3 separate regions of the Mus musculus genome follow, and all the other regions are linked to region 2. A link is a loop called in an ENCODE intact Hi-C map of the cell type or tissue named here. Cell type or tissue: left cerebral cortex. All regions are shown on one strand. Links, peaks and the distances in the headings refer to the core of each region. The heading gives the core; the rest is flanking DNA. Region 1 overlaps Tph1 (tryptophan hydroxylase 1). Region 2 holds the start of Saa3 (serum amyloid A 3). Region 3 holds the start of Kcnc1 (potassium voltage gated channel, Shaw-related subfamily, member 1).

Region 1 (10,433 bases), core at 1,234-9,233, 71 kb before region 2:
AGAACAGCAACACCCGACATATGCATGCTGTCACGCATGTCCCCCACACTCGTGGGTATAAAGCCTCCTCTCCAATCACACGGAAGGATGACCATAGGTCAGTCAAAGTGCAGTGTCAAACCTGCCCAGCCCAGACTTCCACACCCCCAGAAGAGAAAAGATTTGGTCACAGCCGAGTAACAGCAAATACGCAGGGTCTGTGCCTTGCGCGGCCATACTCCACAGGCCTCACATCCACAGGACGCTCCCCAGGGTGATGGCGCTGGAAAGAAGCCTTCCATCCTCCAAGCAAAAGGCAGGTTCGATGACACAGGTGGCCCCAGGAGCTCTGGGACCGAGATCTCTCTGCCAAGCCTCCACGCTGTCTTTCTAGGCAGTCTGGCGGCCGAGCGCTTTCCCAGAATGGATGCTTTGCTCTGGATGCAGGGTCCTCCCGAAGTGCTTCAGTCCCTCGGGTCCTCATCCCACAGCTAGCAGTAGGCCCCTCAGGCACTGCGGGGAGACCCTCCCTCCGCACCCTCTCCTCCTTGCTGCAACCCAGGATCCTCCAATCCAGGACCCTAGCTCGGGCCGCCGCCTCCCAGCTCCCTGCCACCCACGCAGACGCCGGGAGCTCCCGGGTCTCCTCGCCCCTTCGTCTCTGCCCTAGCCCGGGGGCGGAGCCACGTACCCAGGCGAAGAGCACAGCAGCGGCAGAGACAGTCTCGGAGGCGCAGGACTCCCGCGCCATGCACACGCTCAGCCGGCGCTTCCGGGAGGGCTGACGCGGGGCGGGGCCTCGGAGGCCAGGGGCAGGGCGAGTCCGGGAGCTGGGCGCGGTCAGCGGGATGGAGGCGGGGTAAAATTAGGGATTAGGAGGGGCTAATGGGACTGGAGCAAGACGTAGCTAGGTATGGTCCTGCCCTAGAGCGCCGGGACTCAACCAAAGCACTGTCAGCAGGCACCTCGCGGCCGCCAGGGAACACACCCGGAGGTGCCTTACTACACCCACACTCGTAATTCTGCACCATGTTCAGTAATCTGGAAAACTCGCCACCTGTCCCACGCTGCCCAGAGCAGATGACCTGACAGGGGTGCAACAGCACGGTGGGAAGGGACCTGAACTGAAGATGGCAAGAGTCCAGTCCTGAGTCTTCACGAAGCTACCTTGGCCCGCTTCGCTGTGCGTTTGGGAACCCGAGAGTCTTGGGGAGCCGTGTTAGCCTTCCACAGCGGAAACCCACTACTGGTGACACAACTGGGGCTGGCTATTGTCTGATGTGCCCCTGCGTTCTCCCTACTCTCCGCGGCCCCGCACCATCTGCCCTAATTCTAATCACGAGCATAGATAATTCTCATCCAAGATAGATTTTCATACAATACAGCTTTCTATCAACGTTGTCGTGATGTTGGTGAGAGTTTAGTAATACAGTGTACCAGTGCACACTGGGGGAAATGGAATTTGGAATCTGGAATCTGGAAGGAGGACAAAAAGATCATGTCCCATTTAAGGCGATGATCTGCATTCGTAGCTCTGGCCCCTGTACAGACAGGTCTCAAGGCCTCGCCTTCCTTTTCTTCCTAGACCCTCACATTGGAAAATGTGTCAGGGAAGCTTCTGTCTAGGTCTCACCTGTTCATGCTACTGACATGTTACTGTCTGCTGTGTCTTGTGAGGGAAGCCACCCTTGGTCTTTCCTCCTCCACACTGTGGTTTCTTGAAAAGTTTGGTGGTGGTGCTTAGAAAGATCCAGACAAGCCAGGCAAAGCTGCTCTTACTCCAGAAAGAGAAAATAGAAGCCGTGAGAGATTCCATGTGCTGTTCACCGGTTTGCTGTTGCCATTTTGATCACTTCTTTCCAGCCTGTTCTAATAGGAAGTCACAACAGGGTATAATAGAAAGGTGTCTTACCAGCAGTTCCGGAAGCAAGAAATGCCAGTAACTTGCACATTGCACGGTAAGGTGGACTTGTGCGGGTCTTGTGCATGCTGTCAACAGTCTCTGGTTTTACAGACAAAATCCCAGCACTGAAGAAGAGAAGTGGGCACAAAGGCCCCTCCCTGACGAAGAAGCTATTTGCAATCAATACTTCATGAGAAAGAGAAAACCAGTTGTCTCCAATGGGACGATTGGGCATATCAGTCACCCTCCTGGGTAGGTCCCATGCTCAGGAGTAGCTGACCAACATAAAACAGACTCCATGTTTCATGTGTGGTTTTGGTTGTCCTTGTTATGGTTTGGTGAGTGTGATGGTTTACATATGCTTGGCCCAGGGAGTGGCACTATTTGGAGGTGTGGCCTTGTTAGAGTAGGTGTGTCGCTGTGGACGTGGGCTTTAAGACCCTCCTCCTAGCTGCCTGGAAGTCAGTCTTCCACTAGCAGCCTTCAGATGAAGATGAAGAACTCTCAGCATCTCCTGCACCATGCCTGCCTAGGTGCTGCCCTGCTCCCACCTTGCTGATAATGGACTGAACCTCTGAACCTGTAAGCCAGCCCTGATTAAATGTTATGCTTATAAGAGTTGCCTTGGTCATGGTGCCTCTTCACAGCAGCAAAACCCTAACTAAGACAGTAAGTTTTGTCTTTTTGGGTTTTGTTTCAATTTTTCCTGTTGGAGGTGTTGAAAGAGAACATGAGGAAGGACCTGGGAGGACTTGGGGGAGGGGAAAGAATATAATAAAACTATATTGTATAATTTTAATAATGTTTAAATATAATAAAAGTAAAATAAGGTAGGAGAAACCAAACCAGAGCTTAAAGTGCAGGTATCCAGAAATCTGGATGGATTCCTGCCTAAAAGATGAGAGAGGCTGAAACGGATCCTGATAGGATAGTTATGTGATCACTGCTCTATCAGTGTGACAGTGTGATGTGACTCCCACCCATCTCAAGTCCAAGGAAAGATGAAGCAGAAGGACCAAGACATCATTCAAATTGGAGGATTTCTCATGATGAGAAATATGATAGCCAGCCACCAGACAGGGCTGAGAGCTGGTCAGAGCCAGAGACTATGGGAGTTCTGTCAAAGTCACCATAAGCAAATTGGCAGAGTCTTAGAGAATCTATAGGGATCAAATGACACCCATGGAACAGTTGGCCACCAGATTCCCAGAGACTGATGGAGATGAAGTCCATAGCCCAGGCAGAGGAAGACACCATTATCAAGAGATGCTGAGGCCTTGTAAACCACCCAAAAGAGCGTGAACTGATACTAACTCTGACAAGAGCAGGAAGGGCTGGCGCCAACTCACGACACGCAGTCTAACAAGAAACTTTCCTGTTTCCTCCGGCTCCCTGCTACCTGCCACCTCAGGTCCTCACAGACACCAAGTACCACAATTCCACTCATCTCCCAGTTAGTGGGAGAGGGGTGTGAGGAAATAAAGAAACTACTGAGCACTCGTCTTGGTCCTAGAGGAGAAAGATGGCCCTGCTCTTAAAGTTTGAGGTGTTCATTACTTAGTACAGAACTTCCTTTTGTGGTACTTCCCATAGAATCCAAGGCATTATCCAGGAGAGAATTCTAGCACTAAACTACATCCCTAGCCCAGGTGGGACCTTTAAAATGCTGACATGAGACAGGGGTAGGTTTCCTGAGGTTTCACTGAAGGTGCAAAGACGAGCCACTTACAGAACCAGTTTTATTTATTAGAATTTGGGAGGTGGGGTGGTTTGAACACTTGGTCCCCACTTGATGGCACCGTTGGGGGAGGCCACAGAGTCGAGAGAACCAAGGTGCAGCCTCCAAAGCCAGGCTCTGCTTTCGACAGAAAGATTACCAAGCCGCGGATCAATTCTCTCAACTAGAAAAGGTGTCAAAAAATTGTTTTTAATTCTAACTTTTTACTGTTTCTTTGTGAATTTCACATTATGCTCCCCAATCCCACTCAATCTCCCCACCCCTCTGTATCTTCCCTCTGCCCTTGCAACCTCCCCCCAAAAGGAAATAAAATACAAAAATACAAAAATAAACAAAACAAAGCATAGAACACATTCTCGTCATGAAAGCTGTAGTGTGTCCCACTGTACACCCTTTGACCATGCATCTTTACTTGCAAATGTTCATTGCGGTGAGTCATTGGTCTGGTCTGAGGCCTCTGGCTTCTGCTACACGATCAATGCTGGATCCTCAATAGGATTCCCCTCAGATATTCTGTGGTTGCCCTGTGTCGTAGAGATCCTGCACCTTTGAATCTGTAAAGCCAGCCTTTTCACATCTCTGAAAGCCAGCAGTTCATAGATGGAATAGATGATGGTGTGAGCCAACTCCAAGACCCAGATCTGGGCCTGGGTGATAGCTGAGTTGGTCACCCTGCCAGCTCTCCCACACCCACACCACCAGATGGCTCTCCAGCACTGCCCCAGCTAGCTCACACAGTGCTGCAATGGGCAACCTCTCCAGCTCTCAGACTCTCTGGGCCAGCTCACCCACACCCATGCCACCAAGATCCAGCTCTACTGTGCTACCTAGTGGAGGTGCAGGGCCCACTCTCCCTAGTGCTGCAACTCATGGGGGGCAGGGCCAGCTCTTCTGCTCTCATGACCCCAAGGCCAGCTCTCCCAACTGATATGGGTGGCAAGAGGCAAGGACGTGAAAGGCATTATCCTCATGCCCATAGCCTAGGAGTGTCCGGGCCATGTTTTTCATGTTCATGCCCCTGGGGCCAGTTCACCCACACCCCTGCCACCAGGGCCAGCTCTACTGCGCTGCCTACATGAAGTGCAAGGCCCATTCTCCCAAGTGCTGCAGCCAGTGAGGGTCAGGGCCAGCTCTCAGAAAAGACTTTTTAGGTATATTTTAAGTCATTGGAGAGCTTTCAAAGCAACAGGAACTCAAGGGGCTGTGACAAGAAGACAAGGGATTATGCCAAGTACTCTTTCTTTCTTGAAGCACTTGCTCATTAGCTGGCAATGACTAAGAGGCTAAGAATGTGTGTTGAGAGCAGCAGTTGAGACACTGAGCATTGATTTTACAGTACTGGGGTGATTGAATTAGGGACAGATGCAGAAATCATGTCCCCTGATGCACACTTAGGTGGGATCCCTAAAGGGCTACACATTGAGAGCAGAGGTGAACCAGAAGTAGACCAGCCTCACCAAGCTGGAGCTGGGCTTCTCATTGGCTCCATCCCCCCATTGGACCAAGAAGATCTTCCCATGCCATAATAAATACTCTGCCTGATGGACACAACAGTCATTCTCTCTGGAGGGAGAGAGAATCATTCAGAAACTCTGGGGGTATCCTAGTTAAAACAACCATCATTAATGTTTCTTTTACATGTGGATATTAAGAAATGGGAGTTTAGAAGAGGTTACCAGACCCCTTGGAGCTGGACTTAGAGGCAGATGTAGGCTGCCAAATGTGGGTGCTGAGAATCATCAACTCAGGTCCTCTGCAGGAGAAGTGAGTACACTCCACTAATGGACCGTCTCCTCAGCCCCATGAATCTGCTGCTTACAGAGCCTTCTCATGACATGAATCTCTCCAGTAACTCAGCGCAGGGGATGTAGTTCATGGCCAGGTGGGGAACACAAGAGGGAAACCTTCCCAAGAAGTAGTGATAGTGGCCAGGTATGCTCGGCTTTATAGAGTTTTATAGACACACACTTTAAAGCAGTAGAGTGATGTATATTTTTTATTGTATATTTTGTGATTTCTTTTTGTAAAAATATTTTAAAGTGGTATACAAAGTAATGGGTTCCATTGAGGCATGTTCATACTTTGTCTAACCCCCAAGGCTGATTCTTTGTACCAACCATCATCACTGCTAGGGTCTCTGAACTTATAACATTGTGAACATAAAATTGAAACTGTTTTTAATGTGTGTTTGATTAAAAGAATTGGGGGAGGGGGTGGCAAAAACTGGCTCAGCAAATAAAGGGGCTTGTGGCCAAGCCTGACAACTGGAGTTTGATTCCTGGGGCCCACACACATAAAATAAAAGTTTTAAATGTGCTTTAAAAAAAATACTTCTTGAGATCATGAACTTTAAGTTTATTACCCAGTGGAACAAATTCTTAAATTATAAGTGTATGTGGCACTGTAACATGAAGAGTGAAATGGACCACTGTTATCTTTTTATCCACTTCCTGGAAATGAACATACGGTCTCAGTTATTTAGTGCTTTTGAGAAGTCCTGGCTTTCTTCTTTCTGTGGTTTAGAAGCCAACTTAAAAATGAGCAATAATTCTGTGCATTTTGCTGCATCTTGCTACTTATGTAATTCCAAATGCCAAAGCATGAGATTAAGGAACGCAGGCACTCTGACGATTAGCATTTGTGTTTTCTTCAAAAAGTCAAGCACGCTGCTGCTGTCGAGGAATGGCTCTCCAGGAAAGAATTGCAAGCCTTGCTTTTTGTTTGAATCTGGCCTGGTGTTTGAATAACTATTAAAAGATTCTTAGGTGTTTTGAAGACTCCAAGGCTCTTGGAACCCTGACTTGCCAAATATCACAGAAGCAGAGCAGAGACAAAGTCAAGCCCTTCGCTTATTTTTTCTATCCTGAAGTTACAAACGGTAAGGTTGTGGCTTTACAGTTTAAAGTGCTTTAGTCAGAGCACAACCAATTAAAAAGCCAATAAGTGATTCTTCAGCACCACCAGAGTCTAGTGGAAATAACCAGAAACAGCAGACGGCACTCTCTGTTTGCTGTCGGTAGGATTTCTTTATAGTGCTTTCCCTGGTAATCAAGCAGGCTGTAAACTAGCTGGTTTGTACTTCAGGTGATTTCAGAGCTAACGTATCTACTTGCGGACGGATGCGTGCTCACCAGCTGTTAAAGTGGGTATGTTTCTAAAGATCTGAGACGGCTGGATTACACTTCCTTGTAGAGCATGGGGTGAAGCGCAGCTTTCAATAGTTTCCTCTGAATCCTTAAAAGGTGTTTTTAAAAATCTAGTGTGAAAATATATCTAGTGGGCTTGAGATGAAGCCTGTCCAATGGTATATAATTTCACTATTAATGGGAAAAGCAGAGGTAGGGTCTTCTACTTTTTATTGTATGTGTATGGGTGTTTTTGCTGCATGCATATCTGTGTACCACTTGCATGCCTGCCTGCTCTCTATGGAGGCCAGAAAACACTGGATCCTCTGGAACTAGAGTTACAGATGGTTCTAAGCCACAGTGTGGATGCTGGGAAGCAAACCAGGGTCCTCTGGAAGAACAGCTGGTACTCTTAACTGCTGAGCCCTCTCTCTTACCCTGGTAGTGAACTCTTAAACTGAACTGTAGGATCTTTCTGTCTCTGTCTCTGTCTCTGACTCTCTCTCTCACCCCCTTTGTGTGTGTGTGTGTGTGTGTGTGTCCTCCTCCCTCTCTCTTTCCCTCTCTCCCTTCTTCCTTCTCTAAAATCCTTCACTCTTTCTCTTTCCATCCTTTATGACGTGTATAGCTTTATGAAGTTTGCTCTGTCACATTCTCCTATCATGCCTTGCTTCACCAGTGGCTTAAACCACGGGAACAACTTCTAATGGACCAAAGCATCCAAGAGAAACCTTTTCTCTGTATAAGCTGATTGTCCCTGACACTTTGTTACAGTAGTGAAAAGCTTATACAACTGCTTATGCGGACACCACATGTGCTCCAATCCTCACAGCTCTCCCTCGCATAAGTACAGTCTCAGATACAAACTGCTCCCTTTGGCCCTTCTCCATTCCCATCCCCATTTCCTACCCTCTGCACCACCCCACACACACACACATACCTTCTCACTATATCCTAGGGTTACACCTTGAAACAAAGTGCCAGAAAGCACTGGCTGAGTCTTGGTGGCTTCTACGTCCCTGTCTGACACAGCACTTGAAGCCAGCTTGCACTTTACTAGCCATGCTCTAGCGCAAAGTCATCCACACTTCTGTTTCAGCGAGTCCCCTTGAAGTCTAGTGTGTGACTGTGCCTGGGCTGTCACACAGTCAGTAATAGGTAACAGACACATTCATCGTGGCATCCAGAGAGGCCATCCACTAATGATGGGCTGGGGAAAATGGCATCACCATGAGTCCAGCTCTGGCCAGTGTCAGACAACTCACCCATCAAAGACGGGCATTTGGTAGAAAGGCCATGAATTTGAGAGGGAGGGGTTGGAGGGAAGAAAGGGAAGGGAGAGAATGATTCAATTACATTTTAATGAAATAAAATATTTTAAATGTGTGTCCTGGGCATCACGTGGCACGTGAACTATATTTCCCTCAGCAGGTTCCAGAAGACAAAACAGAAGTAGAAGATAAGCAGTTCCAGGTGTGCATTTTCAGAGAGAGTGAGTGATTGAATATGGAGAGAGGCGAGAGACATTGCTAAGCTGGGAGCTGCTGTCCCTCCCCAAGCAGGTCTTCAGGGGAAGCAAGAACTAGCCCTGGCTCTAGACTGATGCTCAAAGGCTTTTTGGATATGCACTGGAAACCATCACACACTGGGCCACCTGGTGACCCTAGCGAGGGCATCACTGATGACATCAAGGTCATACCGCAACTCATTCATGGCACTAGTTATGCTCTTGGTGTCTCTGAGAACCTGAACACTCTGTGTGTACGGGTTGTACTTCAGTCCAAACGGGCGCTTCACGGTCTTGGCAAATTCTCTATTTAAGAAAACAAGGAAGGGAGTGTTAATTTCTGTGATAGTGGGTGACAAAACTAAACACAGGACAGAAGACCTAGTCACACAGAGACACAGACACACACAGAGACACACACGGACATACACTCAGTCACACATACAGATACACACACAGAGAGACATACACAGTTATACACATAAGCACAAATACAGTCACACACAAACACACAGACACACACACACAGACAAAGACACACACAGAGACACACACAGACACACACACAATCACATACACAGTCACATACACAGTCACACAGACACACACACAGTCACACATACACAGTCTCACACACACACACACACACACACACACACACACACACACACATCTACTTTCTCTGTCATGACAGCAGAGGTCCCAACAGACTCTCCCACTGCACCCTCAGTGTGAGAGCATACATGAACTGCATCTCCCTCTCCCCTTTCCCTCCTCCCTTATCCCTTCTTCCTCTCCCTCTCCATTTCCTTCTTCTCCATCCTCCCATACTGGGCGTTAACCCCATGTCTTATGCCGTGGAAATGATCTACTACCCATCTCTTGACCTCTTGGTTTCACTGAGAGCATCAAGCCCAGTCACTCTATCTGTCAGTAAATAATGGCAATACTGAACCACATAGTAACAGACTCCTCCTTCTCCTCCTTCTCTTCCTCCTCCTCCTCCTCTGCTAGGCCTTACATAATAAAAGAGGGAGGAGAGAGAGGGCGGGGAGAGTCTTACCCTCCTGTACTTGTGTGATTTTTCTGTCTAGAAAGTGTCTAGGGTCCTCTCAAATGACTTGAATTCTCCCTTTCCTCAAGGTTTAAAATCTGCCCCCTTCATCAAGCCAATATTTGAACCTCTTATATGGTACCCTACAAAACAATCATGTTGAGGACCCCTAAGGATAACAGCACAGCCAAGAACAAGTGTACATGCTTGGAGATGGAATCCAGGTTCCCATCCATCTGCTCTCCCCATCAGGGACCACTACAGCTTTGCACAAGGATGCCATCTGTGCTGGAGAAACCCCAGCTGCTATCGTTATTTGGTTCTGTGCACAGCAAGCCCCTGGAAGATATGCATCATATTCAACCCCTATGGTCTGCCCCTGTTCTCATAGTGTGGCTTTAAGACAACCTTTATCACATGCTGTTTTCTGGATCCTGCTTCCACAGTGACTTCCTCCCTGCTACCTCTGTCTCAGTCCAGGTTTTACTTTCACCTGGAGTTTGCAAGGATCTCCTAAAAAGTGTCTGTGCTCCAGTTCTTCCCCCTTGACTAAGTGCTTAGCGGATGAGTCAGGAGCTCTCAATGCACTGAACTATCCCCACGCCTCTCTATCTCTTTGCATTTCCATGCTGTTTCAGCCTAAAACTTAACACGTCTAAATACTAGCTAATCTCCCCCCCACCTCTCTCACTTGCCTCTAAGATTTCTGTATGCTCCTCCAGCTGGAAAGGAGACCAATGGCTGCAAGACAGTGTTTTCTCTCTGTCTCCATTCTTGCCACTTTTCTTTTTTTCCCCATTTTTTATTAGGTATTTAGCTCATTTACATTTCCAATGCTATACCAAAAGTCCCCCATACCCACCCCCCCACTCCCCTACCCACCCACTCCCCCTTTTTGGCCCTGGCGTTCCCCTGTACTGGGGCATATAAAGTTTGCAAGTCCAATGGGCCTCTCGTTCAAGTGATGGCCTATTAGGCCATCTTTTGATACATATGCAGCTAGAGACAAGAGCTCCGGGGTACTGGTTAGTTCATATTGTTGTTCCACCTATAGGGTTGCAGTTCCCTTTAGTTCCTTGGGTGCTTTCTCTAGCTCCTCCATTGGGGGCCCTGTGATCCATTCAATA
Region 2 (10,433 bases), core at 1,381-9,380:
GTCTCGGAGATCAGGGTTGTCTGACTCCAAACTATGTATTCCACTAGAACAAGAGCCGACAAAACACGAATGGTAGGGTCTCGACTTCGTACGTGACAGTGGGGTTAGGAAGTAGAAGCCCAGTAAAGTACGTGCGCGGTGTGGTTCTGGCAAGTTAGTCCATCGGCACCCGCGAGCCTCCAGCATCCCGTCCACTCCCTGGGCACGGAGGGCGCCTGCGCGAGTCTCCGCACCTGGATGAGCCCGCTGAGGACGCCGAAGAGCCAGTGCTTGCTGTAGACCGTGCTCCCGATGCGGTCTCCCCCACCCAGGTCCTCTTCATCCTCCGAACCACAGGTAGGCGGCGGAGGAGACGGGTTTCGATCCATGCCGATGCGCGCCAACAGTACCGGAAGCCGCGGAGGAGGCGAGAGGACGCGCCAGAGAGCCCAAGGCACACGGCTCAGCTCCCACACAGCGCCCCCTGCCGTCAGGCTCCCGCGAGGTCCGGGAACCTGTAGGATCCATGGGGTCTTCTTCTCCACCCAGAGCTAGGAGTGAGCACAGAACACACACACACACACACACACACACACACACACACACACACACAGTAACTGCCATGTCCAGATATGTTAGCTATTCATTAGTGCTGATTTAAACCTTACATCAACTTCAATTTTAGCACGCACTTGTGGAGTTTTAATCTTTCTTTGATTTGATTCTTTGTTTGAGTCAGGGTCAAGCTATGTAGTCCAGGCCTGCTACTCGCCATCTTATGCCTCCACTTCCAGCAGCTAGAACTATAGGCAGGTGCCACGGTGCCCAGAAACTCTTGTTTGGTTGGTTTTTGTTTTTAATTCTTTTATCTGAGATTCATCCTAGTACACTGAAGTGTGCATACATGCTCTGCAAACTTACTTTTCTCTTAAAATCTCAGGTGCAGGAAGTTGAGTTAGCTGTGTCTCGTGTTTATGGAATCTTCTGAGTTATCACCCACTCAAGCGTCCCTGCTCCTTCTCTCACAGACTCACTTTTTATAACCAGAAAGTAGCTTTATTCATTTTTATTTTCTCTCCCCCCCCCATACCCCTTTCTGTTGACCTTGAATGAAAACACAGCTCAGTTCATGCTTCTCTAGTTACTCATAGGTAATCAACAGTCTTGTGTGATTTTCAACTATAACCTTAAAGACTTAGTTTAGTTAACCATGATGACTGCAAACCACCCAGCTTGGTGTTAAAGCCTTTCTACCCCAGGGGAAATGATTGCAGAATATGTCTTTTTTTTTCTGCAATTATTTTTTACAAAATGGGAGTGGCTGGCCCTTTTGAAGGGCTGAGATTATCTGCAGAGAGGCATCTAGAGTTGATGCTTTCTCAGTGGGAAGTGATTTTGCCATCAGCCTTTGTAAGTCGTATTTTACAGTGAGTCAGAACTTACTGATTTTTCTCTCGGGGAGGGCACAGGGGACTGAAAGCTGGGGCCTCACCTGTGCTTGGCAGTCATGCTTAGCACTGGGCCATAGCCCAGAATGCATTGGTTTTTATCTAGTTTTCAACTTCATAACTGAAACCATACACAGCGCTTTCTTGCTATCTCGTGTCATATTCCAATTCCATCTCTTCTTGTCTCTTTCTTTAAAAGAAAAGAAAAAGAAAAGAAAAGCAAGTGATGTCCCCTGCTAACCCACAGGCCCTCAACCCTCAGTGTGACTGCCCTGTGCTCTCAAAACAACAGTGACAGCGACAAAGTGCATTTCACAAGTATTTATTCAGCACATTGGGATGTTTAGGGATCCAGATTTTAGAAAATATCTCAACCCAGTAGTTGCTCCTCTTCTCGGGGGGCAGCATGACTGGGAACAACAGGAAGAGAAAACTCAGTATCTTTTAGGCAGGCCAGCAGGTCGGAAGTGGTTGGGGTCTTTGCCACTCCGGCCCCACTCATTGGCAAACTGGTCAGCTCTTGAGTCCTCTGCTCCATGTCCCGTGAACTTCTGAACAGCCTCTCTGGCATCGCTGTAATTAGGATGGACAAGAAGATTTTTAACCAAGCCCACAGGCAGTAGCTCCACCCTCAGGACTCTCTCCTCCTGGCTGTGAGGGGAGGGAGAGGCTGGTAGGACCCTGCCCAGGCTGTCAGCCTCACACTGGATGAGCAGCAGCAGCAGGAAGTGGGGGGGTCATCCACAAGCAATCACATGACCACCAACCCCTTCCAGTACTATGCACAGAAAAGAGGAAGATCGAGAGGTAACGGGTAGTATACACAGGTTGCAGAAGAGACAGCTCCTTCCTGGCTGTCCAAGGCAGTCAATCTCTGTTCACCCAGACCCGTGTTACCTGATGACTTTAGCAGCCCAGGCTCCCCCGGGACCCCTCCGGGCAGCATCATAGTTCCCCCGAGCATGGAAGTATTTGTCTGAGTTTTTCCAGTTAGCTTTCTTCATGTCAGAGTAGGCTCGCCACATGTCTCTAGACCCTGGAGAGGGAAGAGAGTGATGGCGGTGGTTGTGTTGAGGTAAAACAGAGGGCTACGACGTCTATCCAACTCATCCCAGCTTTTCCCAAAACCCACAGAAATGTTGCTAGCTTGAAATAAATAGTTCTTACTGCCCAAAGAAGTACATTGGAGCGGGTTTTATCCCAATGGACTCCCATCTTAGCTCTGTTGCTGTTTGTCTTTGTTTTTGTTTTTTTGTTTTGGTTTTTTCAAGACAGAGTTTCTCTGTAGCCCTGGCTGTCCTGGAACTCACTCTGTAGACCAGGCTGGCCTCGAACTCAGAAATCCGCCTGCCTCTGCCTCCCAAGTGCTAGGATTAAAGGCATGCGCCACCACTGCCCAGCTTTTTGGTTTGTTTTTGTTTTTTGTTTTGGTTTTTTCATGCTGTTTGTCTTTGGCTGTTCAAAAAGCGTGTAAGAAGAGGAGAGGTGATCTCTAGGGAGTGCGTCATCATATGACAACGGTCACCATAAGAAGCTCTCTCTGAAATGGTCCAGGGGAACTTCTAAGGTGTGAAATGAGATCGCTTCCCTTCCTCCTTTCCCCTCCCTCTGCTTCCGATCCTTTCCTTTCTCTTGTGTTCTCTTTTCCTTTAGAGACAGCCTATGTCTCTGTGTATCCCTGGATGGCCTGAAACTCACAATCCTTCTGCCTCGGCCTCCCAAACGCTACAGTTACCACCGCAGCCACAGTTCTTGCCTAGCACAAAGCAATGGGAGAAACTGCTCTCCAGGCAGAGAGAGTGAGCGCAGCTCTGTTCTGAGTCCACCTGGATGTCCAGGATCTATTTCCCCCAAGCAGTTCTCAGCACTCCTTCAGAGGTAACAAGGGGAACGTCTCTGCCACAGACTGCCACAAGCAGGATGATTGACACTCTGGTGGCAATGGACACACTAGGTTTAAAACCCCTACCTCCTCTCCAGGAACAGGGAAGAGTGCTATCCACCATGGTGCTTATGCAGAAAAGCTGAGGGAAACGCACGAGGAAGTCCGTGGAAAATGCTCATTTATTATCGCCCCGCCCCCTGCCCCCTCTGCTCATTTACTACCGCCCCGCCCCCCTGCTCCTCAGGACGGTGCCACAAACAGAAGGAAGATCTAAACTAAGGACCAGGAGAGTGAGCTGCACACTGAAGGAATCAGATCCAGCTAATGATAAATGGGAAATATCAAAGGTAGTGAGTTAGGGAGAAAGGGGAAGCCTAGGTTCTCTTAACTTTCATTGTGAGGCTGAGTTGTGGTGGCACACACCTTTAATCCCAGCACTCAGGAGGCAGAGGCAGATGGATCTCTGTGAATGGGAGGCCACCCTGGTCTACAAGGTGAGTCCAGGACAGCCAGGGCTCGGTTACACAGAGAAATTCTATCAGAAAGAAAGAAAGAAAGAAAGAAAGAGAGAGAGAGAGAGAGAGAGAGAGAGAGAGAGAGAGAGAAAGAAAGAAAGAAAGAAAGAGTCTGACTGACTGACTGTCTTTTGTTGTCTTATGGCTGGTGGGCTATATTTCCCTTGATGACAGTTTCTTGTCTATGTCTCAGCCTCAATAATAGACCTATGTCCCAGGTAAGTAAGTCACTGTCTCCTGTTGACGGTGGAGCTGCCTTCCACCCGTGCCATGATCTATTCCTTCTCAGGTAAATAAGTAAGTGTGTGCTCAGAGCTGTATAGTGGCTAACCTGGGCTAAATTCTGCTCTTCCAGGGGTTTTCTAAGTAAGATAGCTTACGTATGCTCTTTGTACATTGGTTTCCTTAAAGGGTAGTAGTGACACCTACGCCACAAGATTAATTTTAATGTATGGAATTCATTTCCATACATTATGCTCCTTGGACAATGCCCACTCTGTGTGGCAAACTTAATTAGCCTTGTTTGCTGTCTCTGTGGGTTGTCACCTGCTGCCCCGGTTTTCCCCCTCCGCACCTTCCCTGGAACCAGATATAGACGTGAACTGCTCATCACTCTCCACAAGGGGGCAGTAGAGGCCTCTTCCCCACTTCTATTGGGGAGTCTACATCTTTGACCTACAGATTTCACCTACATTCCCGTGGAAAGACTGCTGTACAAACATTACAGGATCTGAGATTTGGGATCCTCACAGAAAAAGGTCAACACTGAGCAAAAAAGCTACAAACTTCTCAGGAAGAGCTACACCGCCACTCTATGGGGATTTTACAAGCATGTTTGCCCTTGATTATGTGGTCCCTGCTCAAGTAAATTCTTAAAACTCAGAAATACAACCTCCAGCCCCCATCCTTGAAGCCTACCTTGACCAGCTTCTTTCATGAACTGGACCCATCTTTGGCTGTCAACTCCCAGGATCAAGATGCAAAGAATGATGGCAATGGAAGGCTTCATCCTGCTATAGGGCCAGGAAAACAAAGATGAGCATGCCATTTCGTGGGGTGGAGGATGCTTCTGCAGTGCTGAGCTATCTATCCTTGCACACTGGTAACAAACCCCACTGGATTTCATACATAAACCCACACACATACAAACAAAGATTATAGGTAAGGGGATTTCAGGGAACTCTCTAGTTCTCCATTTCCTTGTATTTCATTAGAATCCCACTATCTAAGGGTTTGCAAATGGACCATTAATATAAAGCACATTGCACTCCAATCATGCCAGCTGAAACCCAACTGTAAAGGAAGTTTCCAGAGGGCTATGTGGGGGCTTTCTAACCAACATAGCTCCCTGCATTCTATCTGTAGAAGGCTATTGCACCCTTCCCTGAATTCACACAGAAGCACACTACAAGTTCCATGCAGAAAGCATAATATCCAGTGAATTCTAACCATCTAGTGGATTCAGGATAGAGATAGAACATTAAACACAACAAGCAAATGCTGGCGGGGAAAAGAATCTGCAAAGAGGAAATGCTGGAAAGTTCTGGCAACTCACCTCGTGCTGCGAGCTCCTTCTGGGACCCCAGGTGAGTGGCTTCTGTCCTTTGCTGAGGAGATGTGGCCGAGGATATCTATATATACTGTCACTCCACTAATGGAGCAATCCCTGTTTGATCTTGCATAATCCCACTTACCCATAATTTCTCTTTCAGAAGATAACTTTTCCTTCATGTACATCTTCTTTCCCCAGATTGCGCCATCTAGGCATTTCCAGAAATGTGGCCAGTTAGGACTTTCTGAAGTCTTCGCCATCCTGGTTGGAAATAATCAAGACAAATGCTTTATATCCAGTTTCTTGGGGGGGGGGAGCAATATTAGAAAGAAAAATATGAATGTGTGATAAATCATGGGATCCAATCCAAAGGCTAAGCTAATGCCCTTTCAAAGCTCAGTTCAGGTTTAAGCTGGAGCCTTAGGGAACAGGAGGATGGGAGGCAGAAGCTGGCATTTAGCACCCAACGCTGCGGAAGATCTCCAGACTCCAGTATACTCCATATTGCTATGGAAGGTCAGGGAGCAGACGAAATCTAGAGACTTTGATTAACCAGGGACACTAAACAATAAAACAATTTGCTTCAAAGTCACAAAGAAATAACACACCATAAAGATGAGGAAGGCTCCCTGGATGCTAAATTATCCTAACAATGGATTCAGGCAGAAAGTGGCAAGAGGAGACACAGGAATGCTGGGAAATGACATCAGGAAACAGCTGCTAGAGCCAGAAAAGCAGCTCTAGGTTTTGCCGTGGGAGTTTATCTTATAAGAAAGCCATTCAGACCATGGTCTTCTCTCCTTTACTATCCCCACCCCTTTACGCAAAAGAAAAATTAAATGTATTGAGTTCCCTAGAGAAAGAAGGACGGTATAGCTGCGACGTGGTAGGTGTGGTGAAGGTATCACATTTGGCCTCCTGCTCTAAGAGCCCTGGGCTGGAAGCAGAGGAAAGCAGAGGGGCTAAAAAGAGCCCACCCAGGAGGCAATAGCTCAGGGGTGTTCCCCAAGTTGTTTGCTACCAAGAAGAGAACTGTGGCTATCTCGTTGGAGATACAAGTTGATGTAGATAAACCTCGTAAGCTGGAAGGTGGTGAATAATACCCGAGAAGAAGAAGTAACAGCCTAGAAAAATGAGCGTGTAGAACTTTCAGTCATACTACAGGCCAGAGGATGCTATGGTGCTGTGGCAGACATTGATACATGTGACGCAGGATGGAGCAGACCAAGCGTGGACACCATGTTAGAGAATTGTTGTCATACATTAAAGCCTTGAAAAGAAAAAAATGCCTCTTCCTAGATTTGGCCTTTATTTTGGTTATTTTGAGCTCTGTGACTGAAAGGGAAAAAAAACTGTTCAAAGATTTTCGTCCCTTGGTCCTCAGCCAAGACACTGCCCAAGCTGCCTTTGGCTTAGGAAAAAGATTCTTCCGTGGCTGGCTTGGCTCACGTTGTCCTAGCAGTAAGCAGCTACAACTTCCCACAAGCCCTGGTTGCAAACCTCTTTGGGGAAGTGCTTCACAGAGAACTGTGTGTGAAACCTGCCGCCTCCTTTGTTCTGACTTCCTAGGCATAAACATTTGGTTCCGGGATTATGTATTGACTTCCTCAGCCACTTTAGACTCAAAACTCACCTCCCAAGTATCTACTTTTTCAAACCCCTCTCATCCCCCCTTCCCCTTCCTCCTTCCCCTTTCTCCCCCTCCTCCTCCCCGTCTCCCCCCTCCCTCTCGTCCCTTTTTAACCTGGCTTTATTTTATGTGTATTTTGCCCAAATGGATGCATGTGACCCACATGAATGCCTGGTGCCTGTAGAGGTCAGAAAATGATGTCAGCGCCCCTGGAACTGGAGTTATAGATAGTTGTGAGCTACCATGAGTACTGGGAATTAAACCCAGGTCCTCTGGTAGACCAGCGAGTGCTTTTAACTGCTGACCCATCTCTCCAGCCCCAACCCCCTTCTTTGATAGAAGGCAAGTGAGTATTTTTCCTACACATTAAGAAAAGCAATTTGCATGGACTTTTTCTTTACTAACAATGGTTTAACTAATCCGTTGAGAATTCTTTTAAGCTTTTTATTGATTCTTCGTGAAATCTGAAGTGCACACCCAAGTCCCGCTCATCTCCCCATCCCCTCATATCCACCCTTTACCCTTTGCAACCTTGCCCGAAATAAAACACATCATCAACAACAACAACAACAGAGCATAGAAGCTAGAGTGTGTCACTGTGTCTCTCCAATGTATTCTTCTGTCCACACATCTTCACTTGAAAATGTTCCTCGGAACAAGTCCATTGGTCTGGTTCCAGATCTCTGGCTTTTGTGACAGTACCAATACTGGGTCCTTTTTTGGGATTTCCCCCAGCTATCCTGTTGCTGCCCTCTGTCACTGGAGATTCTACAGCTTTGGGTCAGCATAACTGTCCCTTGAATCCCAGCCATTCTCAGATGATATAGATTGTGAGCTGGGCCAACTCAGAGCCCTGGATCTGGGCCTGGGTGTTCACTGAGCTGGTCTCATATTCACACTGCTCATGACCCTGGGAATAGCTTTCCCAATTGCCAGAAGTGACAGGACACAGGAGGGACATCACCTCTGTGCCAGCACCACCCCTATGGCAGACAAGTGAAGGGTCAACTCTCCCACACTCCTGCCACCAGGGCCAGCTCCACTATGCACAAGGCCTGTTCTCCTGAATGCTGCTGCTATTGGTGAGAGATGGGACCGGCTCTCCAGAATGTTGCAATCAGTGAGGAGTGGGGACAGATCCGCACAGCCCCTGGACATCCACGTGGTCCTCTAAGGATGCTCTGACCAGGGATATCTCCATGTCCTCTAGTGATAACATAACCCCTGCAGCTAAATATCCACAGACCCAGACATGCTCTTCACCATCATCTCAGGCTGGGACTTCACCGTGGTCCCAAGTGGCCAGGCTGGCCACTCCCAACAGGCTACTCCTCTCCACCCTGGAGTCTCCAGCTCTATCTGTTTGCATAATGCTCAAGCTGCTCCACTTCTCTTTCTCTCCCATCTGTCCAGCACAGACTCACACACTGTGGTGGAGCCCTGGGTGACATCCTCCATCTGTGCTCCGTGGCATGGCGGTCTGCAGGTGTCTATCTTCCCCCTTCAGCGCTGTGCTGCCTGGATATGATTTGATTTTTATGAGTCCTGGGCATAAGACATCTTTGGCAACCAAGCCAGGCTTCAAGCTAGGATGAACAGAGGGCTGCCATCTGCTCTGCCCCTGACTGGTATAGGAACAATGCCAACATCAAGGTGCCTATGCCCATTGCCAGGGGAGCATTGAGAATTTTGTCCTTTGAACAAATTTCCTTCACATCTCCCAACCCCACCCTCATCTCCCAGCCACCCAGCTTGATGCTTTCTTCTCTCTTTCCCCTCCATCCAATCCAGTGTGTGTGAGCCAACTGCTCTTACGGATGGGGCCTGCCCAGGAGTGTGGCCAGCAAGAGGTCAGTCATTAAAGAAAACCAACCCTTCCTCTGCTAGCAGCTATCAAATGCCAATAGCTTCTCACCCCCGGGTGGGATTTTGTGCCCACCCCACACCGTCCATGCTAAGATTTTTATCTGCTTTGAGCTCACACGGGTCTTATGCAATGCTGTCACAGTCCTTGTGAGTCCACCCTCTTGTGTCTGGAAAACAGTTTCCCTGAAGTCAACCATCACCTCTACCACTTGCCTTCTTTCTGCCCCCTGTTCCAAAAGGACCCTCGAACCTTGGGGGTGGGTGGGTGTGATGGTGTGTCCGAGGATATTTTTCTTTATTGTTCATCTTTATTTAGTATCACATAAGGTTGCCCTGTGTTCACTGTGCCTGTGGGTTGGGATCTTGTGAGGGCTGTGTCATCTGTCTCACTGTCGCACAGATTCTTCTCTTGGTTCCTTAAGCAGGTGATGAATAGTTAACAAGGAGCTTACCTGCTGAACGTTCGCACTGGAGGAGCACTCTAAAGGACTCCAAATATTTGAGGACAGCATGCTAGTTTGGATGGTACTGAGCCTAGCACCACGTGAGTAAACACAGATTGGCCCCGGTGTGTTGCAATGCTCCGGGTCATCCAGAAACAAGCTGCAAGCAGACCCAGCATAAACTTACAGTAAATTGACCCTCCCAGAGATTACTTCACAGCACTGGATCATTGCCTGCAAGTTAAGCAGGACACTGCAAATAATAAAGTTGTAGGTCTAAATACAGCACAGCACGTTCTCTGAGCATGAGCCTAAATTATCTTCCTCATAAGTAGACATTTCAAAATGTGAGTCTGGGAATTCAAGAATTGCACAATGTCTTCTTTAGCACCTGGTTTGGAATTTTGCTAACTAATCTCTTTTTCCCTGGTGCCTACAGCCAAGAAGGCGAGGAGCCTCTAACTGCCCCCATATCCTGGAGAGTTAAAGTAAGGAGCTGAGCCACACCTCAGAGTCCCCGAGGTCTTTGAGGAGGCAGGAGCACCCAGCCCTCAGTCCCAACCTCTCCTTAGCCTCACTCCTTAACCTTCCACAGATGGAAGAGGATGGGACAACTAACCCACAGTGCCTGAGGGGCTCCTTAAAGCTACTGAAGTTGAAACAGGACTGCAGGGACTTTTTGTAGCCAACGGGAGCAAAGCTGTCCTTCTGTGGAAAAAAAAAAAGTAGTTGTGGAGCTAAATCTCTTCACAAGGGCTTCAGGCGCCCAGAAGACAAGGACAAAAAGAAGAAAGGGTTTCCTCAGCCCTCAGCAGGGCTCAGAGCAGGTTGCACAGCCTGCCAGCTGACCCCATATCCTGCCTGCAGACAGGAATATGGCGAGAGGGGTCTTGGGGAAGCCCCTGGATGCCTGCCTTGCTGCTTGCTCCCCATCTTGGTAATTTGGAAGGATGGAATAGCCCGCGCCATCAGAGTTTGAAGTGTCTTGGCAGAGTCTGCCAGACAGATGGAGTGATGTCTCTCTCACTTCTGTCACGTGGCCACTCGGGTTGGAAAGTTTCAAGTGAAGGCATTGGCTAGGTAAAGGAAGGCAACGCCTTACCCAGGAGGCAGTG
Region 3 (10,433 bases), core at 862-8,861, 320 kb before region 2:
CAGGCATGGAGGTGTGTAAGTGTGTGCATGCATGGCAGTATGTGAGTGTGTGCGTGCATGGAGGTGTGTGAGTGTGTGCATGCATAAAGGTGTGGGAGTGTATGCATGCATGGAGGTCTGTGAGTGTGTGCAGGCATGGAGGTGTGTGTGTGTGCATGCATGAAGGTGTGGGAGTGTGTGCATGCATGGAGTTGTGGCAGTGTGTGCATACATGAAGGTGTGTGAGTGTGTGCATGCATGGAGGTGTGTGTGTGTATGCATGGAGGTGTGTGTGTGCATGCATGGAGGTGTGTGTGTGCATGCATGAAGGTGTGTATGTGCACGCATGGAGGTGTGTGAGTGCGTGCATGCATGGAGGTGTGTGAGTGTGTGCATGCATGGGGGTGTGTGAGTGTGTGTGTGCATAGAAGCCAGAGGTCAGTCCCCAGTGTCTTCCTCCATCACCCTCCACCTTATTGTACACACATTTGGACTTGAAATTTCTCTTTGTGAGAGAGCCGGTACTTTTAAAAGTTCTATCAGGGCCTGTAAAGATGGCTCAGTGGTTGAAGGTGCTTACCACCAAACCTGAAAACCTTGGTGTGATCTCTGGAACCCACAGGGTGGAAGGAAAGAACTGATTCCCACAAACTGTCTCCTGACTTTCACATGTGCACACACACACACACACACACACACACACACCAAATAAATAAATGTAATAAATATTTTGAGAATGGCATATTTATTTTTTGAAATTCAACTGAAGCTTTTTAGAAAAAGAAAAACAAATATTACAAAGTAGAACTTTTTTGGTTTTTGGTTTAAAGATTATTTATTTTATATGAGAACACCATTGCTCTCTTCAGACACACCAGAAGAGGGCATCAAATCCCAATACAGATGGTTGTGAGCCACCATGTGGTTCCTGGGAATTGAACTCATGACCTCTGGAAGAGCAGTCGGTGCTCTTAACTTTTGAGCCATCTCTCCAGCCCACAAAGTAGAACTTTTACAGATAACCAATCAGAGACCATTCATCTGAGCTTTGTCTTAGCATTGACTATTTATAGGCTCCTGGTCACCTGATCATTTATTGTCTGCCATTGTTTTATTAAGATATAACTCATGAAGATGGAGAAATAGCTCAGGAGTTGAGAACACTGGCTGTTCTTGCAGAGGACTCAAGTTAGGTTCCCAGAACCCACATGATGGCACACAACCATCCTTAACTCCTCGAGAGCTAATGGTCTCTCTGGCCTCTACAGGTACTGAGTACATGTGGTGTACACACATACATTCATACACACATGCAGAAAATGCTCAGATACATCCACTAAAATAAATAAATCTTAAAAGTATTTTTAAAGATAAAATTCACATGATATAAAATCCACCTCTTCAGGTGGTGCACATTTGTACGCAAGAAGGTGAAGCAGGAAGATTGCCGTAAGACTGAAGCCAGCCTGGGCTACAGCATGAGACTGTCTTTAAAAAAAATAGTGAATAAATAGATAAATTAAAAACAATAGTAAAGTTCATATTTTAGTGGCTTGTGCCACAGCCATTACCACTGTCTAATTCTAGAACATTCTATTATTCTCTAAGAAACCAGTGACCAGAAGCAGTCCGTCCCCACACTCCTCCGTCCCCCGGCCCTGGATACCACCAGCCTATCCCCATGGTCTTGCCTGTTTGGGGGGACATTTCATATGAATAGAATCACCTAATGTGTGGCCTTTTGTGTATGGCGTCTCTCCTTCAGCAAGTTTCTAATGTTTATCCACATACATGTTAGGACATGACTACCATGTATGAATAGAGTTCTGTCATATGGGGATATCGTATTTCATCTGTTCATCAGTTGATGGACATTGAGCTACTTCCAACTCTAAACCTTTGTGAACAGTGGCACTGTGAACAGCATGAGGCTTTGTATATAAAAGTATAGTTCCAGTTCTCTTGGGTCTATATCTGCCGTGGCCAGTCTTACCAGCTTCAGGGATTTTGAACCACATAAGAGAACGCCCCCCTGGGCATGTCTGTGAGAGTTTCCAGGAGGGCTCAGCTGAGGTAGGAAGGTCACCTTGAATGTGGGTGTCACTATTCCAATGCTGGGGTCCCAGAATAGGAAGGAGGCACACAGAGGCTCTGTCTGTCTGTCTCCGCCCCACACCTGAATGCAGAGACAGTGTGACCAAACACCTCATGCTCCTGCCGCACAATTGCGAGCCCACACAAAGGGTTAGGTTGCTTTGGCCAGGTGGTTTGAATAATGAATGTAACACCTAAAACTGGTATCTTCAATACCACATCCCTGACAACACATATTATTGCCTGTGTTGTTGCAACTGTCATAGAGAATATAGTATAGTACTAAATGTGGTTTTAACTAACGGTGTTTACTCTTTCCACGTCTGACTTTAAGGCCATTTCCACATCCTCTTTCCGGTGTGGTCATGCAAATCACTTGCCCTCGTTTAAAACCAGGTTGTGCGAGGAGAGTTCTTTCTACGTTATCCACACACACACACACACACACACACACACACACACACACACCCCAGTCAGCTAAGTAGCCTGCAGGTAGCTGTCTTGTCCTGCTGTTTTTACATTTTTTTGAATTTTTATTTCCTTTGAAGCACAAATTTCTCTTTTCAGTGAAACTCAACTTTTGCTTGTGCTTTTATATCATAAGAAGAAAACATTTCCTACCTGGAGTTTGAGAACCATATAGTTTTAGGTCTTGCATTTTGGAAGCTGATCCACTCTTTTTAAAAAACAAAACAAAACAAAACAAAACAAAACAAAACAAAACACTGCCTGCTTGGGACCGGGATCCCAATTTGCTTTGCTTCGTGTAGATTTCCAGTTGGTCCAGCTTCATTTCTTGAAAAGGCCATTTTTCCTGTAGGCTGTCCTGACACTCTTGCCAAAAAACAATTACCCATAATTCCATGGGTTTACTTCTGGCTGCCCAGTTCCTCTTCGTTGGTTTATGTACTAATCCTTACACTGGGACAGAACAATTTGGATACCAGAAACTTAGTAGTCAGTTTCAAAATCGGGAGGTCTGAGTCCTCCAGGTTCAAAATTCTTCAGAACTGGGTAGGGGGTTCTGTTTGCTTTCTTTTTGTTTTTATCCAGTGTCAAGCATAGTGGTATACAACTTCAGTGCCGGCTTCTTGGACGTGGAGCCCTGGATGGCACAGTGAGATGCTATCCCAAAGGGGAAGGGGAAGTACTGCTTTGTGTATTCTGGACTGTGCCTTTAAGTGGTGCCACCCACTTGTTGGGAAACTGTCACCTGGGTGGAGATTTAAAGCTGTTACTTGGTGCATATAAAAAGTTCCCCAGGGAGGAATAGGGAGGTTGTTCATTGTAAGTCCATCTAAAATTCAGGGCTGTGGTAACTGAATATGACTCCCCACAACTGCCAGTAAATGTGACCGCTGGGTTGTTCTTTGCTTGTTTGTTTGTTTGTCTGAATGTAACAGCTTCTGAGTAAATAGGACTGACTGGCATATTGCTAGACAAATAGTGAGTGTAAGGCTTTTAGAACTGTCAAGATGGCTCAGCAGGTAGAGGCTCTCACTGCCAAGCCTGAGGCCAGAGTTTAACCCTTAGGAGCTACATGGTAGATCATACAAGCTGTCCTCTGACCTCCATGTACATGCCATGATCTCTCTCTCTCCCTCTCTCATTTGTGTGTGTGCATGTGTGCTTACATGTGTGTATGTGCACAAATGCATGTATATGCATGTGTCTATGTGCATGTGTGTCTGTGTATGTCTGTGTCTGTGTGCATGTGTGTCTGTGTGTGTCTGTGTGTGTCTGTGTGTGCCTGTGTCTGTATGTGTCCATGTGCATACACATATGAGAGAGAGAGGGAGGGTTTTTAAGAAACAAAGCTTTGCCCTGGATTTACAAATGTTGGTGGCACCTATCAGCTTTCAAAAGATTTAAATCATCCTGATTTTTTCCTATGTAAATAAATATTCCCTTTAATCTCCAATTTTCTATTGTTTTGCCATTTTTAAAAGTGTAACTTTCAAAAAGTTTTGGCTTCAGGTCCACCCAATGACGCCTGGACCTGCCCCTCCACAACTGCTGTCCAGTCCACCTTCAAGCTGATAGACACCCAGCACTCACTAGTGTGCCACAAAGCACCCCACAGAGGACCTCAGCTGCACTGCAGAGGCCCCTGTCCTGTGCTGCTCACATCCTCCTCTGCACAGTGCTCTCCTGACCATCTTCATGTGGCATCCAGGGAGCAGAGGGAGTTCCATGTGAAGTCTATAATGATGGATGCTGTTGTCATGGGTGCAGTCGTGACAAAAACCAAGGCCATGGACCCAACTGCAGTTTCTCTCTCCTGCATGTTTACAACCCAAGAGAGCTCACGTAGAGAGACTTCATAAAGATCAGCTAGCCACTTCCCCTCTACCGTACCCAACAGACAGGATGAGGTCCTGGGTTGCCAGCAGTAGCATCAGAGTGCACACTCCCTTATATGGACCCCAGATTTCCTGTGCATGTGTCTATGCCCGGCCCTTTCTCTATTTCCTTGATTTCCTTGCTGACCCCACTCAGGGTTCAAGCAGTAAGTTGACCTCATCATCCCCGCTCAAAATCTCATCCTTAGAGGCAGCAAGAAGGGGAAGGGGATCCTTTCCCTCCCAAAGGCTAAGCTCAAGGAGGCCTGATCGCCTGTCCCCCAACCATGCTGGTGTTCTCTGGCTGTGGACCAGCAGGAATCTAGGAGAGAGAGAAGGAACTGGAGCTGGTCTAAAAGATGGGATGGGGTTAATCCTGAGAGAAGGGGGAAGCAGGGATAAACATAGAATACTAACTCATTAAAAACACAGAAGGCAGCAGTGGTCTCACATAGATGTGGAAGCACAGCCTGGAGAAGGGAGGTGACTGCTGTATGCAGCCAGTGAGCTGCAAAACAATGTTTGCAACCAAACCTGCCTAGGAATTTTTACGCCTCTAGGGACAGCTTGTGAAGACTGTCGACCATAGTGTCCAACCTGTGGCCCATGGGTAACAGGATAGATGTGAATGAGACACAACACAAACATCCTAAATTCACTTAAAATGTTCTAGGATTTGTGTGTGTGTGTGTGTGTGTGTGTGTGTGTGTGTGTGTGTGTGTACTGCATGGCTCTGGAGTAGGGATGTCACACAAAATAAAATCATGTATACTCCAGTAACCCGCAGCCTGTGATTAGACACAATATTACATGTGTAGCCCAATATAGATAATGCTTCATCTTATGTGATTGAGAGAAACCAAGACAGATTGATGGACATTCATGTTACATGTTTTTGATGGCCATGGCTAGGAACGTAGCTTCTAATGGCATCTAGTGAATAGAAAGAACCTGTTATCCTGCCTATTATAAGAGCACAGCATCACAGGTTCTCTGGTGCAGTGTCTTCAGTATAGAAGTTGAAAGGCCCTGGTCTTATCTCTCTCACACACACACATACACTCACGCATGCACGCGCGCGCGCGCGGACACACACACACACACACACACACACACACACACACACGCAGGGTTCTTCACCTTAGCTCTTTTCTGCTTTTCTCTGGAGCCTCTGTCTCACTGTAAGAAGCAGCAGCTGCAGGCAGCTCAGCCCAACACCATAGTCACCATCCAAGCTATAAACCAGTAGTCAAGGTCATCAATTACCCACAGTGTCACTTCTAGCCCCTGGGTTTGCTCCCTGTTGCCCACTAGAGGGAGTTCTGACTCGGGAAGAGGACACCTGCCAGCTCCAGGACCCATCATCCCAGCAGGTAGCCAGAAGCTGTTCAGCTGGCCAGTGTAGGTTAGATTCCAGGCCCCGCCACAAGATGGCAGTCCAACCCACCAGGAACACAGAAGCTTCTGACCCTGGGAGAGCAACAGAAACCCTGTGCCAACCTGGACAAAAGCCTGAGGGGCTGGACTTGGGCCAGTTCCTGATCCCAGCAGGTGTGCAAGTGCCAGGTGTGACAACATAGGCACAGCTTGCCTTCAGGTACCCCTCACATTTTTCTACTTCCCATCCAGCCCAGTTCTTCCTTTGAGCGGAGCTATTCCCACACGGGGTGGGGGGTCAGGGGTAGTGTCTTTCCACATCCCAGCACTTCTACTTCTTCAGCTTGAACCAGAAACATCCCAGAGAGCATAGGAGTTAAGGATGCAGAGACAAGAGCTAATCCCATCTAGTGATAAGTCTCTGAAGCACGGGGGAGTTGAGTAGCTTTCTTGAGGTCACAGTTAGTCAGAGATGGGACACTAGAGACTAGAACCCAGGCAGTCTATTCTAGTTCTTGCTCAGAACCCTGAGACATGACGGATCATCCTCAACCAGCCACAGCTACCACAGATAATTTTGTGGGGGGGGGGGGGACGGGGACTGTAAGCCTTCCCTTGTGAAGGGGCAGGCAGCTATACTGTGGATGGCTGAAAGGCAGGAAGGGGTGAGGTTTTAGCATTTCTGCGGAAGAGGCTGGGCTTGATCAGCAATCCCCACCCCCGCCCCCTTGCAACCTCGATTCTCTGTTCCTTGTTTTATTTTTTTCCCCCTGTGCTTTCATCTTGGTTTTTCTGGGCTTTCTGTGAATGTCAGCCTTCTCTTGGTGTGAAGGGGAGGTGAGAGAAGGGACGGTTTATGCCCTGCTTGGGGTACAGAAGAGGGAGCGCTCCTTGAAGCCTAGGACCAGGGGGTGTCATCAGAGATCAAAGTGGGACTCTGAAAGTGGGGCACTTCGGGGAGGGTTCCCCCATCTGAGCCCAGCCTGCTTAGCTCTCGGACTGTGCTGTGACCCCTTTCCCATGCTCTCTCCCTCCAGCCCTGGCACAGCCATGTTTTTCTGGCACATCCTCCAGAGTTAGAGTCTTCGGTACCCAACTTTCTCCACCGGAAGATTTTTCTCTGTCCCTCCAAGACCTGATCTTTTCTCCGTCTGCTTTCTCCCATGCCCAGGTCCCACCATAGTGCCCACTGCTCCTCACCATGGAGTAGAGTCTGACTGGAGCTTAGTGCCTACCTCTCAGAGGTTCTTGGTAAGTCCTCACTCAAGACTCAGTCTCAGTTAAAGAGTCTAGACATCTGGAGCCTCTAAAGCCAGGACTCTAGGGTCCCAGCCGGTTTCCTTTTGCGAATCACTTCGACTTCAGTGAGGGGCTTCCCTGTCTAGGGCTCTGTGGAAAGAAGCTCTGGAGGCACACGCAGTCCTTTGATAAAGAGAGCTGAACTAGAGAGACATTTGGAGAGCCAAGCTCTGCTCCTATGTGGCTTTGCAGACAGGGAAGAGGGGGCAGCCTGAGCCCCTGTGGCTGGCTCCTCAGGTTTCCTGAGGAAGAGTCTAGGGAAGCCCCTTTGTCGGTCTGCCTCTTGACCGTTCACAGCTGAGATTGTACATGTCCTTGTCTCTGCATGCCTCTTTTTAAAAAAAATCTCACTTCCGGGGTCTCTATTAATCTTAGGATTGGGCTGAGCATCCTGAAAGCCACTGTCCTAGGGATCTGAATCAGGGCCAGGCTGGAGGTGCATCACTCTGGACCAGGAGATGGGACAGACTCTGGCCAGAGAGAGAAGGGCACTGAAAGCCATCTATCCTGCCTCACTCTGAGACCAAAGGGAATGGCTGTCTGGAGGAACGCTGTGATTAGTTTCTGGAGGGAAGAGGTCTCCTCAGACTTTTCTCCTCTTTGTCTGTCCATCTCTGCCCCTTTCTGATAACTCTGCCTCTCTGCCTCCCGCCTCTCACCCCCTCTCTACCTCCCCGCACTTTCCCCCTGTGACATGAAGATCTGTTTTAATTAGTGCTGTGATTCCCACGATCAGGTGGGGAGATAGGTCACAGGTTTGTCCCTAGGCTCGCAACAGTGCCTGGGGGTCAGTATAGACAGACAGCTATCTGCACTGTTAGCCAACAGGTAAGAGTCTCTCGCTTCTTAATTAAATCCCCTGTGCCGGGGCAGCCTGTTCGATTGTAGTGGACAGGAATCAATAAGCATCTTTCATAGCCCAGTGGCCTCTGGAGCTGGGCCTGACCTTCCAGTCCCTCTCAATCCCACCTGCTCACTTCTTTAAAAAGCTGGGAGTCCCTGGAGGTTGAGAGCTGGGTCTGACTTGTCCCGTGTGATTTTTGTACTTGGTAGAGAATCTGGAGCAAGTACGGAATGAGAGCTAATGACTGTTGATTAAATAAACCTAGGGGTGAGTGGCAAGCGTGGGCCAGAAGGACTTTGAAGTTAGAAATACGATCTCTGTCCCCAGCATTAACTTCCAGTATGTAGGGACCACAGCCCTGGACATGCATGGCTCACCACCCAGAGTGCCTGAAGGGGAGCGAGGCCGCCAGTATTCAAGGGGCTGAGCAGTCTTTGTGCATGTTTTCATAAGGTAGTTCAGTTTTCTGGGTAAACTGAGGTCTGTCTGTCATGGTTGTGACTAAGCCACCCTAGAATCAGGAAGGGTTCAAGGCCTGAAAGGGGCCAAAGGGATCAAGAGGGGCTCGGGATTGATCATTAATGGTGAGTTAGGACAGAGGGATGGTGAAAAAGGTATTATTTTACAGTCCCTGTAAGAAGTTATCTCTGAAAGAATCATTGGGCCTTCAGGCTTCCCCGGGAAGGGTCGGTATTAAAAGATTCCTTAAGAGGTCAGTCTCGTCCTGGTCAAGGAATGGCTTGTCTGCTCAGGGTATCAGATGGCTCCTGGGTTAGAAGAGGAGCTGGCCGCCGCCCTTCTCACCTCGGTGTGACGGGGGCGCGGGCCCAGACGTCGCTGGGAGCCTCCGCCCAACAAGTGGAGCTCCCCTAGGGCGGAGCGTCGGCGGGTCCCCACCGAGCAAGAGGCAACGAAGGGCGGGCGCCCCCAGCGCCAGGGTTGAGGGAGGCGGGGTTCGGTGCCGGCCTCGGAGGGGGGCGCAGAATCAGGGCTTTTTAGGACCCAGCGCGGCGCCTCCCTCCGGGGGCGAGTGCGGCTGCGCGCGCCGTGTGCCCGTGTCCGGAGAGCCGCGGGCTGGACGCGGACCGCGCGAACGAGCAAGCGAGCAGGCAGCGGAGCAGCAGCCCGGAGGCAGCAGCGGCGCGGCGGCGGCGGTGGCGGCGGTGGCCGCTCCGCGCCTCGCCTCCCTGGCCTCGCCAGTCTCGCTGCGCCGCGCCCGGACCTGCCACCCCCGCCTACCGGGCCCGACCTCGGCAGCGCCCCTCGCCTCGGCTGCCAGCGCCACCCGCCCTCCTAGAGCAGAGAGCGGAGTGCGGGGCGCAGAGACACCGGAGCCAGTGCCCGCCGGCCCCGCCAAGCAAACCCGGCCGGGAGAACCTTCGCTCGGCCCAGCGCAGCTCCGCAGCCGTCCGGGAGCTGTCCCTTCAGCACCGCCGCGGAAGCCTGAGTCCCAACGCAGCCCAGCGGAACCCCTGACCCAGCCCGAGCGCACAAGGTGCTGCGCTCAGCGGCCGCCCCGCGGGGCAGCACCCTGGTGCCCCTACCCAGGGGACCCGCCATCCCCTCCGGGAGGCGGGGAGAAGGAACGAGGAGGGAGGTCAGGCAGCTTCACCCGCCACCGAGGGGAGTAGGCAGATAGGCAAGGAGAGCCGAAGGGGACCGGTCACGCAGGGAGGAGAGCAAGCCGCATCCGTCCCCACCGCACCGGGAGCGCGCTGCAGCGACCACCGCAGAGCCAAGCGCGGATTTCTCGTAACCCCCTCTTTCCCAGCTGGGGCTGGTCTATCGGTCCGGCCCCCGAAACGGAGCAGCTGACCTTCCCCTAAAAAGCTTTGTGTCGGTTTCTCCATTTTCCCGCTGAGATGATACCGGGAGCCCGGCCCCCCCATCCTCTCTCCCCTCCTCCCGGGCCTCGCCGCTGAGCGCCGCCCCACTCCCTTCCTCCCTCCCTCTTTACCTCCCTCCTCTCTTCCACTGCCTCCTCCGCAGCCAGGCCAGCTCCCTCTCACACTAGGCGCCTTAAAGACCCTAGGGAGCCCGTGCACACACCCCTGGACCCGCACCTGCCTGACAGCTCCCCCTGAGGGAGCTTGGCTCGTTGGTTGGGGTGGGTGGCCAGAGCCGCGGTCCTCTGTGCCCCCCGACGGCTGGGGGGAGGGGGGAAGAGGCCCTGCGCCCCCCTCCCCGTCGCCAACTCCCCCTGGCGGCAGCTCCCATGGGTGTCGCTGGGCCGCGCCATGCCTAAGGGGGCGCCGCGATGGGCCAAGGGGACGAGAGCGAGCGCATCGTGATCAACGTGGGCGGCACGCGCCACCAGACGTACCGCTCGACGCTGCGCACGCTGCCCGGCACGCGGCTTGCCTGGCTGGCAGAGCCGGACGCCCACAGCCACTTCGACTATGACCCGCGTGCCGACGAGTTCTTCTTCGACCGCCACCCGGGCGTCTTCGCTCACATCCTGAACTATTACCGCACCGGCAAGCTTCACTGCCCGGCCG

What was found. Peaks named below come from ENCODE experiments on the same cell type or tissue, not always from the same donor. Only the 100,000 strongest peaks of a DNase experiment are listed, where the experiment ranks them.
Region 1: a loop joins it to region 2, with 3 times the contacts of the local background. A loop is called at or near these places in 9 of 42 quality-filtered maps.
Region 3: a loop joins it to region 2, with 4 times the contacts of the local background. A loop is called at or near these places in 4 of 42 quality-filtered maps.

What each region holds. Positions count from the first base shown.
Region 1 is chr7:46,639,043-46,649,475 of GRCm38, forward strand. Tph1 (tryptophan hydroxylase 1) reads right to left here. Exons shown (of 11, transcript NM_001136084.2): 11 at 5,599-8,558. The coding sequence ends at 8,384. It overlaps Sergef (secretion regulating guanine nucleotide exchange factor), which reads right to left and starts at 765. Exons shown (of 11, transcript NM_013789.2): 1 at 671-765. The coding sequence starts at 730. In left cerebral cortex, for the core only: a CTCF peak has its summit at 4,324 (motif pointing right); a DNase peak (open chromatin) is centred at 4,317; H3K4me3 peaks cover 314 bases; H3K27ac peaks cover 355 bases.
Region 2 is chr7:46,710,265-46,720,697 of GRCm38, forward strand. Saa3 (serum amyloid A 3) reads right to left here and starts at 5,412. Exons shown (of 4, transcript NM_011315.3): 1 at 5,383-5,412; 2 at 4,746-4,840; 3 at 2,325-2,463; 4 at 1,734-2,000. The coding sequence starts at 4,836. The coding sequence ends at 1,862. Gm31882 (a long non-coding RNA gene) reads left to right here and starts at 8,630. Exons shown (of 3, transcript XR_882072.2): 1 at 8,630-8,859; 2 at 9,298-9,419; 3 at 9,758-10,433. It overlaps Saal1 (serum amyloid A-like 1), which reads right to left and starts at 387. Exons shown (of 12, transcript NM_030233.1): 1 at 234-387. The coding sequence starts at 368. In left cerebral cortex, for the core only: a CTCF peak has its summit at 4,449 (motif pointing right); DNase peaks (open chromatin) are centred at 4,432, 6,795 and 8,431.
Region 3 is chr7:46,387,486-46,397,918 of GRCm38, forward strand. Kcnc1 (potassium voltage gated channel, Shaw-related subfamily, member 1) reads left to right here and starts at 8,983. Exons shown (of 4, transcript NM_001112739.2): 1 at 8,983-10,433. The coding sequence starts at 10,193. In left cerebral cortex, for the core only: a CTCF peak has its summit at 5,828 (motif pointing right); a DNase peak (open chromatin) is centred at 5,839; H3K4me3 peaks cover 307 bases; H3K27ac peaks cover 155 bases.